Linked DNA regions of Mus musculus: all the other regions are linked to region 2. The links are chromatin loops, found by intact Hi-C in ENCODE. Cell type or tissue: gastrocnemius. All regions are shown on one strand.

Region 1 (2,500 bases), 110 kb after region 2:
TCCCAGGTCAAGGTGTTGGTAGGACGGAAGCTGCATTCCTATGAGATCTGTTTCCTTGGCTCATAGGTAGCCTGGCCCTGCTCTCTCTGTGAAGTCACATGGCCTTCTGTTTGGCTCCTCGTCCCTTCCTCCTAGGACACCAGTCGTACTGGATGAGGATTTACTCTAGTGACCTCGCTTTGACTTGGTCTGTTCTTTACAAACACATTCAGTGTCTACCTCGAGAGTTAAAGATGTCTGCATATACAGTGTGGAGACCACACCCCCGGCGTGCCTCTCCTTATTGAGCCACCTCAGTGGGTGGCATGGGACTCACACATGCTGCTGTTGTCCTCTGAACACTCAGCACACTTGTTTAGTTTATCTCCAGGACAATGGTAGGCCAGTGCTAGCAGATCTTTGTGGGTGGCCATGTACAAGAGTGCCTTCTGAGGACCATACTGCCTTCTGAGGGCCAGCAGTATGAGGTGGCAGATGGGGTCGGCAAACACAACAGGTGTGGCATATGCTGGCCCCAGGCAGAGAGTGTGAGCAAGAGCCAACGCACTGTTTTCATTTAGCCATCGGCTTTAAAGCATGTCTCCTATAATCACACAGATGTTGAGCTGTTTATCAGGGGAGGTGGTAATAAACAAAGTTATTAAAAATAGCCAACACCATCAGTTATTTCTAGGTGCCAAGACTGTTCCTGAACATTCTGTGTCATATTTATCTTGATACCACAGAAATTCAGTGAGCAGGTGCCACCCTTATGAGTCCTATCTTAGTGACAGAGAAATGACAGGTTGGGAGGGGAAAAAAAATAACTCAACTCTGGTCCTTCAGCCAGGCTCTGGTAGAGCTGGGGTCTGCAAACATCAGAGTTCCTGTCCTCTAACTACTATGCAGTTTGTACTTTAAGCACCTGTCCCCCCAGCTGGGTTCCCAGTACTTACCTGGCACCTTACAACCACCTTTATCTCTAGTTCCAGGGATCTAACGCCATCTTCTGGCCTATGTGGGCACAACATGTATGTGGTGCACAAAAATATGTGCAGGTCAAATACTTGTATGTATTAAATAATAATAAAAAAATAAAGAATTTTTTCTAGAAAAGAATGGATGTTTCAAGTTCTTAATGAGACTTGATTTTTCTGTGTGATGCCACACAAGGCAGGCAGACTTTTCTTATGGTCTTGTGTTTCTCAAAATCTGCTCCATCGATCGACAACTTCTTCCTTCAGTGTGGATTTCTTAGAAAGGTATATTGTAAGGCCCCAGTCCAGCTACTAGAACAGATAGTGACCTGGGACCTGGGACCTGGGACCTGGGACCTGGGACCTGGGACCTGGGACCTGGGACTTGGGGTAACTGACTTTCCACGTAATTTACACCCTCTCTCTGGATTGACAGCCTTGCCGGGTTTTGACACCCCTGGTTCACAGTGACCTTGTTGTACTCCCTTGTGTTTGCATTTGTAAGTCTGAGGCTGGGTATCTATGGGGAACAAGAACCTGAGGCACAGGCAGGTTGAGGACAGAAGCTGTGTGGCTTCAAGCCTTCAAGTCAGCCCATGCACTCTTAGTAGCTGACAGGCCCAAAGGAGGGTTAATGTATAGTATATTTGGGAAACACAAGTTTTCCTTAGTGAAGAATACCTCCCTGTAATATGTAATCCATCCCCTCTCTGTGTGTAAACCAGAGGTCAGTATCATGTGTGTTTCTTAGTTGCTGGAGAGATGCTGAGTGATTAAGAACATTGGCTGCTCTCACAGAGGATCTGAATTCAGATCCCAGCCCCCACATGGCAGCTTACAACCCATCTGGAAGTCCAGCATCGGGAGAGATCTGACACCCTAGCTTCTCTGGACACTGGGTGTACACATAGTGAACATACATACATACATGCATACATATGGGTAAAACACTCATGCAAAATAAAAATATTAGAAATAAATAAAGCATGACATTAACTCTTATCTTTCTGATTGTAAAGCACACCCATGTTTCTTGCAGGACACCCAGAAAATAAGTGAAAAGGATTAGATGATTATTATCCAGAAGTCAGAATAATAACCAACGCCAGGAAGGCTGTATGCTGGAACCCTGGCTCACTGCTAGTGGAGTGATGGTAGCTGCTTATTATATTAGGCACTGAATTATCATCCGGTCCCAAAGTTTCACAGAAATAAAAACAGGGATGTAAACAGGAGTCAGGGGGAAGTGGGATTGTAACTGAGACTTTGGACGCCTTGGATTAGCCCGTGGGCATGTGGTTGGAGCATTCATTTTAAACTTCAATTGTTTATCTTGTGTGTGTGTGTGTGTGGATGTTTTATCTACATGTATATCTGTACACTACCTGCATGCCTGCTATTCATGGAGGCTAGAAGAGAGTGTCAGGTCCACTGGAGGTGGAGTTATAGCTGGTTGTGAGCCATCATGTGGATGCTAGGAATTGAACCCAGGTCTATTGAAAGAGTAGCCAGTGCTCTTAACCACTGATTCATCTTTCCAGCTC
Region 2 (2,500 bases):
CCATCTTCTACCACAAATAAATTATAAGGAGGTGAGAAGGCAGCAGTGCACCATGGTAATTGTGTATGTGTGTCTGCATGTGTGTATGGGCACACATATGCTTGTCGATAGTATGTGTGTTTATTTGTATATGTGCTTGTGTGCATGTGTGTATGTGTACACATATGTTTGGTGACCACACTTGCACAGGCCAGAGGGCAACCTCAAGTGTCCTTCCTCAGACACCATCCCACTTTTCTCTGAGAGTTTTCTTTTTCCCTGTCACTCATCTAGTGGTTAGTCTGACTGGTCAGTGACTCCTAGGGATCTGCCTGCTCCAGACTGTCCAGATCTAAGATTTTAAGTGAGCCTCATGCCCAGTTATTTTTTTTAAATGTGCACATTAGTTCTGAGCGCCAATCTCATGTTGCCAACTCTCTCCAGCTTTTCACATCATGATAATTTAAGGAAGTGTGGAGATACTAATGACAGTCATAGCCAAGATGGAGCATTAGATTGTGTTGTGGAAAGAACATGAACTGGGCCATCTACCTTCATACCAACACTTTATATGGTACAGAATTCATAAGTGAAAAGTTGATATCATCTTGGATATGATATTTCTCTTTACTTTTACTTAAAGCATTTAATTTATTCATTTTATGGGCGAGCGTTTTATCTGCATGCCTATATGTGAACCACATGAGTGGTTGATGCCTTAAGAGATTAGCAGAGGGCACCGGATTTCTCAGAACTAGAGTTCCAGATGGTTGTGAGCCATTATGTGGGTGCTGGGAAACAAAGTAGGGTCTTTTAGGAGCCACACATGCCCTGAGCCGCCGGGGCATCTCTCCAGCTTTAACATTTAAACAGACAAAAATTGTATGTATGTATATTGCACAGCATTATTTGAAATATTTATTTTTTGTGGGATGAATAGCTGGTGAACTCAAGCTGATTAGATATTACCTTTTTCTTGTATGCATCTGTGGTCAGAACCCTTGGTGTCCCTTCTCAAGTTTACTAACCATTATTAACTGTAGTCAGCATGTGTCCTCTAACGACTATCACCCAAACCCATCGTTCCCTTTCCCGTGCTTACATTGTTTGTTTGACTGTGAAATGTTCTTCAGGATTTTCAGGTCTCAACTGAATGAGTCAGCCTCCCTTTGAATAGTCACCAAGTAGTGGTCTACCAGAAGACGCCACCAGAGGACGCCACATCACTTAGGGAGGCATTACTGAATCTCCCAACAGATTCGTAATTCCTTTTTGTAATGTGAGTCTCAGGGTTCATTAGGTCCAGGCTGGGGCTGGAGAAAGGTGAAGCTCAGTGACACTGTGACACTGCTGACATCTGCGTAGACAGCCTTTCAGTCTCCCTGGACTTCATTTTTGTTTTTTTAGTTTGTGTGCTTGTGGTCTTCCTCTCATGTACTTCTTTTAAGTCCCATGGGGGAATACCCAGCTTAGAATAGGTAACAGATTTGAAAACCCAGGCTTGCTCTGAAGGTGACCATAGACACATGTGCATTTGCTGAAGAGTCTGGGAAGCTATTAAATGTATTTACAGGCAAATGAATGGCCTCACTATAAGTTTCTACTTTTATTTCTCCTGCTTTTATTTCTTGTACAATCCTTCTAGATACCCAATCTGTAGACACGCCTACAGAAGGTAGAGATGATGCTCTGGGGTTATTTGTAGATACTTCTAGATCTTCCCATTTTCCAGGCTAATGAAAGAGTAAAAAGACAATCAGTAGGCATGGGTGACAGATCCTGTGCAAGCTGGATGGGTTCTGTTCCTCTGGAGCTTGGCCACAGCCTGGTATGTGGCCCTCTGGGATAAAGGCTACAGACAGAAGAGCTCAGAGATTCCTGCAGCTGTGTGGTCCTGCTCCAACTGTCTTTCTGAGGGGCTGTGTGGGTGTACAGAGCAGTAAAGTGGAGGCAGGGGCCCCTAATTGCTGCTCTTCCCACGGATTGCACTCTATGAGCAAAACCCGGGGCCAGAAGATCTGATCTGGTCCCAGTTTGTCCAGTTTATGGAGTGTGTGTGTGTGGTGTGTGTGTGTGTGTGTGTGTGTGTGTGTTGTGGTGTGTGGGTCTAATGCACAGTGCTTGGAGGGCATAGGTTGATGCCAGATGTTTTACTTAGTCAGCTTTCTACCTTAATTGAGGAAGGCTCAATTTGGAGCTTACCCCTCCTGGTTTAATTTTGTTTGTTTGTTTGTTTGTTTGTTTTGTTTTGTTTTTTGGCTTTGCTATTCATCCTGAAACTCCCCTGGTATCTGTATTTCTTTCTACCTCCCAGCATCAGAGCATATCACTATGCCTTGATTTTATGTGGGTGCTAGAGATCTGAACTCAAGCATTTTTCTCACCAAGTTCTCTCTCTTGCCTCTGGTTTCTGTTTTTGTTGTAGCTCTCGGAATGAACAGCACAAGCCTGTGATGTCCAAGGTTCCTTTTGAATGTGAGGTTCCTCTGTGTCTAGGGGGAGAGCCTCTTCTTAAAAGGCT
Region 3 (2,500 bases), 170 kb after region 2:
CTTCATTATTAATTCCAATCACAGTGATTAGTTGCTATTTAGGGATCTGGCTGCTTGGTCACCTCCACTGTGCTTCATCTGCTGCCTGCAGCTTCTACAGAGAGAAGGCACCCCATCCCCCCATTCCTTTCCCCCTTTGCTGCTCTTCCTTCAAGGATTTATTTCTGAGGAGCTTCAGGTCAGTCTCCGAACTGAGCCTTTCCCCAAAGCAGGAGTCTGAGTAAGTCATCCCAGGAAATGGGCATGCTGGCAAGGACTGGCCCTAGCAAATGAACTATGCTATGTATGCTTGGTACCGATCACAAGCCATATCAGGAGGCTAGGGAACTATAACTATTGACTAGATGAACAGAGATGTTGAGCAAGCAGGACAGTTTCCTGGGGTCTCATTGCCAGGAAGCCATACGAACCTCATTTGAGTCCAAAGCTGTGCCCTTGTTGAGGGATTGAGGTGGGTTGGGAGAACAGCCTAGGGTTGGGACAACAGGATGCCCATGTGCCATCCTGAACCTGTTCTGGAGATGATGAAGCTGACGGGGATGCTTTTCAGAGGCCAAGACAGTGAGGGAAAGAGCACCCGTGGGCCCAGGCTTCCTCTTGCAGTCACTGGGGGTGGGGCAGGGTATCTCCAGCTTTCATAGCTAATATGTGGAGGGACCTACTTCTTGGAACAGCTGCTATAGTCCAGGAATGGGGTGATGCCAGATATAGACTAGGCAGTATAGCTGGTGTTGAGGGATAAGAGCCTTGGGCAAAAGATTAGAATCAAGTATGTAGAACCCGTGACTCTCGATAACCAGGACTATTGCCTAGCACATTTATAGACCACAATACTTGTCAAAAAGTTGGACCTTCTTGGCAGATCTTGAGCCCTTAAGGTACATGGACTTTTTAAGACTCCTGAGTGATCTTTTCTCTGAAGCCTCCCTCCCCCCAGTGTAACAAGCATGAGTGGTCCCCAACACTGAGCACTGCCACTTAAACCAGGAATAGGGACCCAGAAGATCTGGGTTACTGTAGCTATCTGGAGTTCAGTGGCTCAAATGAAGGGAAAATGGGTAAATGGGGACCTTGACTTTGTTTTCTAGACAGAACATAATCTATTGTCCGGCACTTCTATTTATAGCCACCCAATAATTAAGCCACTCAGGCGGTCCAGGACTGACGGGGCTGCATAGCTGGTGGGCCATATGGTGGCTGTGTAGGGTCGGTGCCTGGCTAATGGAAGGAAGCGGGTGGGCTGGGAGAGCCTCATGCTATTGTACATGGTTCATTTCTTCACAGTGTGGTTTTGGTCAACAGAAAGATTATAAATAGCATTCATAACATTTTTTTCTCCTGGACCTAACCTTGTGGACTGTCATGTTGTTTTTGTTGGATTTCTTAATGTCACATGTACCAACTTATACAATCCCTACTGAAAACCTCAGGTGTCTTTCTCAACTGGCATGAGGGTTAGATGGACTCTACATATGTACATCAGACTCCCCTTCTCTAACAGCCCTCCCAGGCCCTGCTCTTACTGCAGGGTATTCACTAGGCTTGAGGCATGGAGAGAAAGCTACTGTATTTTTTGGCTTGAATAACTTTCTCATGCCCTGGTGGGAACTACTCACACTGTATTCTGTGAGCACTGTGTCCTTGAGGACAAAGGAGCCTTCGATGGCAATTTTGTTATTCATTCCTGTCTCATTCTTGGGCCTGGCTTCTCAAAAGTGTAGTCTCTCAAGATACCCAGATGTGCTCCATCCAGACCCAGCCCAACTCAGCTTGGCGACCGAGCTAGCATCTGCTAGGTTCTAAGCTACAGAGGCAGGGGTCAGGGGAAGCAGATACTGAGAATAAGATGAACGTGATCTCACTTTGCCCCTGCCTCCAAACAAAAAAAGCTATGGCTGCAAGTGGGGAGGAAGGGGCCAAGAATCCCAGCACCAACTAGCCTGGTTCTTCAAAGCAGCTTTCTTTTAGTGCCTCTGACACACAGTAATTAAGCTCTACTTCCGGAGTTCTAGGACTTAGTGTGTGTGTGTGTGTGTGTGTGTGTGTGTGTGTGTGTGTGTTAACTGATAGATACTGATAGATATGAATTATATGTGTTTGGGGCTCTGGAGATGGTTCAGGGTATAAAGTGCTTGCCGTGCAAGCATGAGGACCCGAGTTTGAGCTCAGCACCTGTGTACGGGCCAGTTACAATGGCTCAGGTCTCGAACTCAAGCACAGGGGAACTATCAGAGGCAGTGGGTCCCCAAGACTCAAAGGCCAGTCAGCCAAAATAGTGAAGTCTGGGTATAGTGATGGACTGTCTCCAAAAATAAGATGGAGAGTGATAGATGAGTACACACACACACACACACACACACACACACACACACACACGAGTTACATAGGTTTATGGCATGCTGCGTACTGGCATTCCGCTGTGAGTAGACAGTGGGCGGTAGTCTTGGTAATTAGAATTTCCATTTTTAAAACATTTTATCATTTCTTCGCAATGAGAACC

What was found. Hi-C counts contacts between places; a loop is a spot of excess contacts. Peaks named below come from ENCODE experiments on the same cell type or tissue, not always from the same donor. Only the 100,000 strongest peaks of a DNase experiment are listed, where the experiment ranks them.
Region 1: a loop joins it to region 2, with 2.7 times the contacts of the local background. A loop is called at or near these places in 9 of 42 quality-filtered maps.
Region 3: it touches region 2 in a loop (6-fold over the local background); 4 of 42 quality-filtered maps call a loop at or near these places.

Annotation. Positions count from the first base shown.
Region 1 is chr14:23,894,213-23,896,712 of GRCm38, reverse strand. All of the region lies in intron 1 of Kcnma1 (potassium large conductance calcium-activated channel, subfamily M, alpha member 1), which reads left to right. Among named protein-coding and RNA genes, the nearest start is that of Kcnma1, 110 kb to the left of the region's middle. In gastrocnemius, a CTCF peak has its summit at 987 (motif pointing left); DNase peaks (open chromatin) are centred at 444 and 962; H3K27ac peaks cover 509 bases.
Region 2 is chr14:24,007,163-24,009,662 of GRCm38, reverse strand. No RefSeq gene overlaps it. Among named protein-coding and RNA genes, the nearest start is that of 4930519K11Rik, 3.4 kb to the right of the region's middle. In gastrocnemius, a CTCF peak has its summit at 1,177 (motif pointing right); a DNase peak (open chromatin) is centred at 1,191; H3K27ac peaks cover 324 bases.
Region 3 is chr14:23,836,162-23,838,661 of GRCm38, reverse strand. All of the region lies in intron 1 of Kcnma1 (potassium large conductance calcium-activated channel, subfamily M, alpha member 1), which reads left to right. Among named protein-coding and RNA genes, the nearest start is that of Kcnma1, 170 kb to the left of the region's middle. In gastrocnemius, no CTCF peak of the experiment used is centred here; DNase peaks (open chromatin) are centred at 33 and 1,188; H3K27ac peaks cover 172 bases.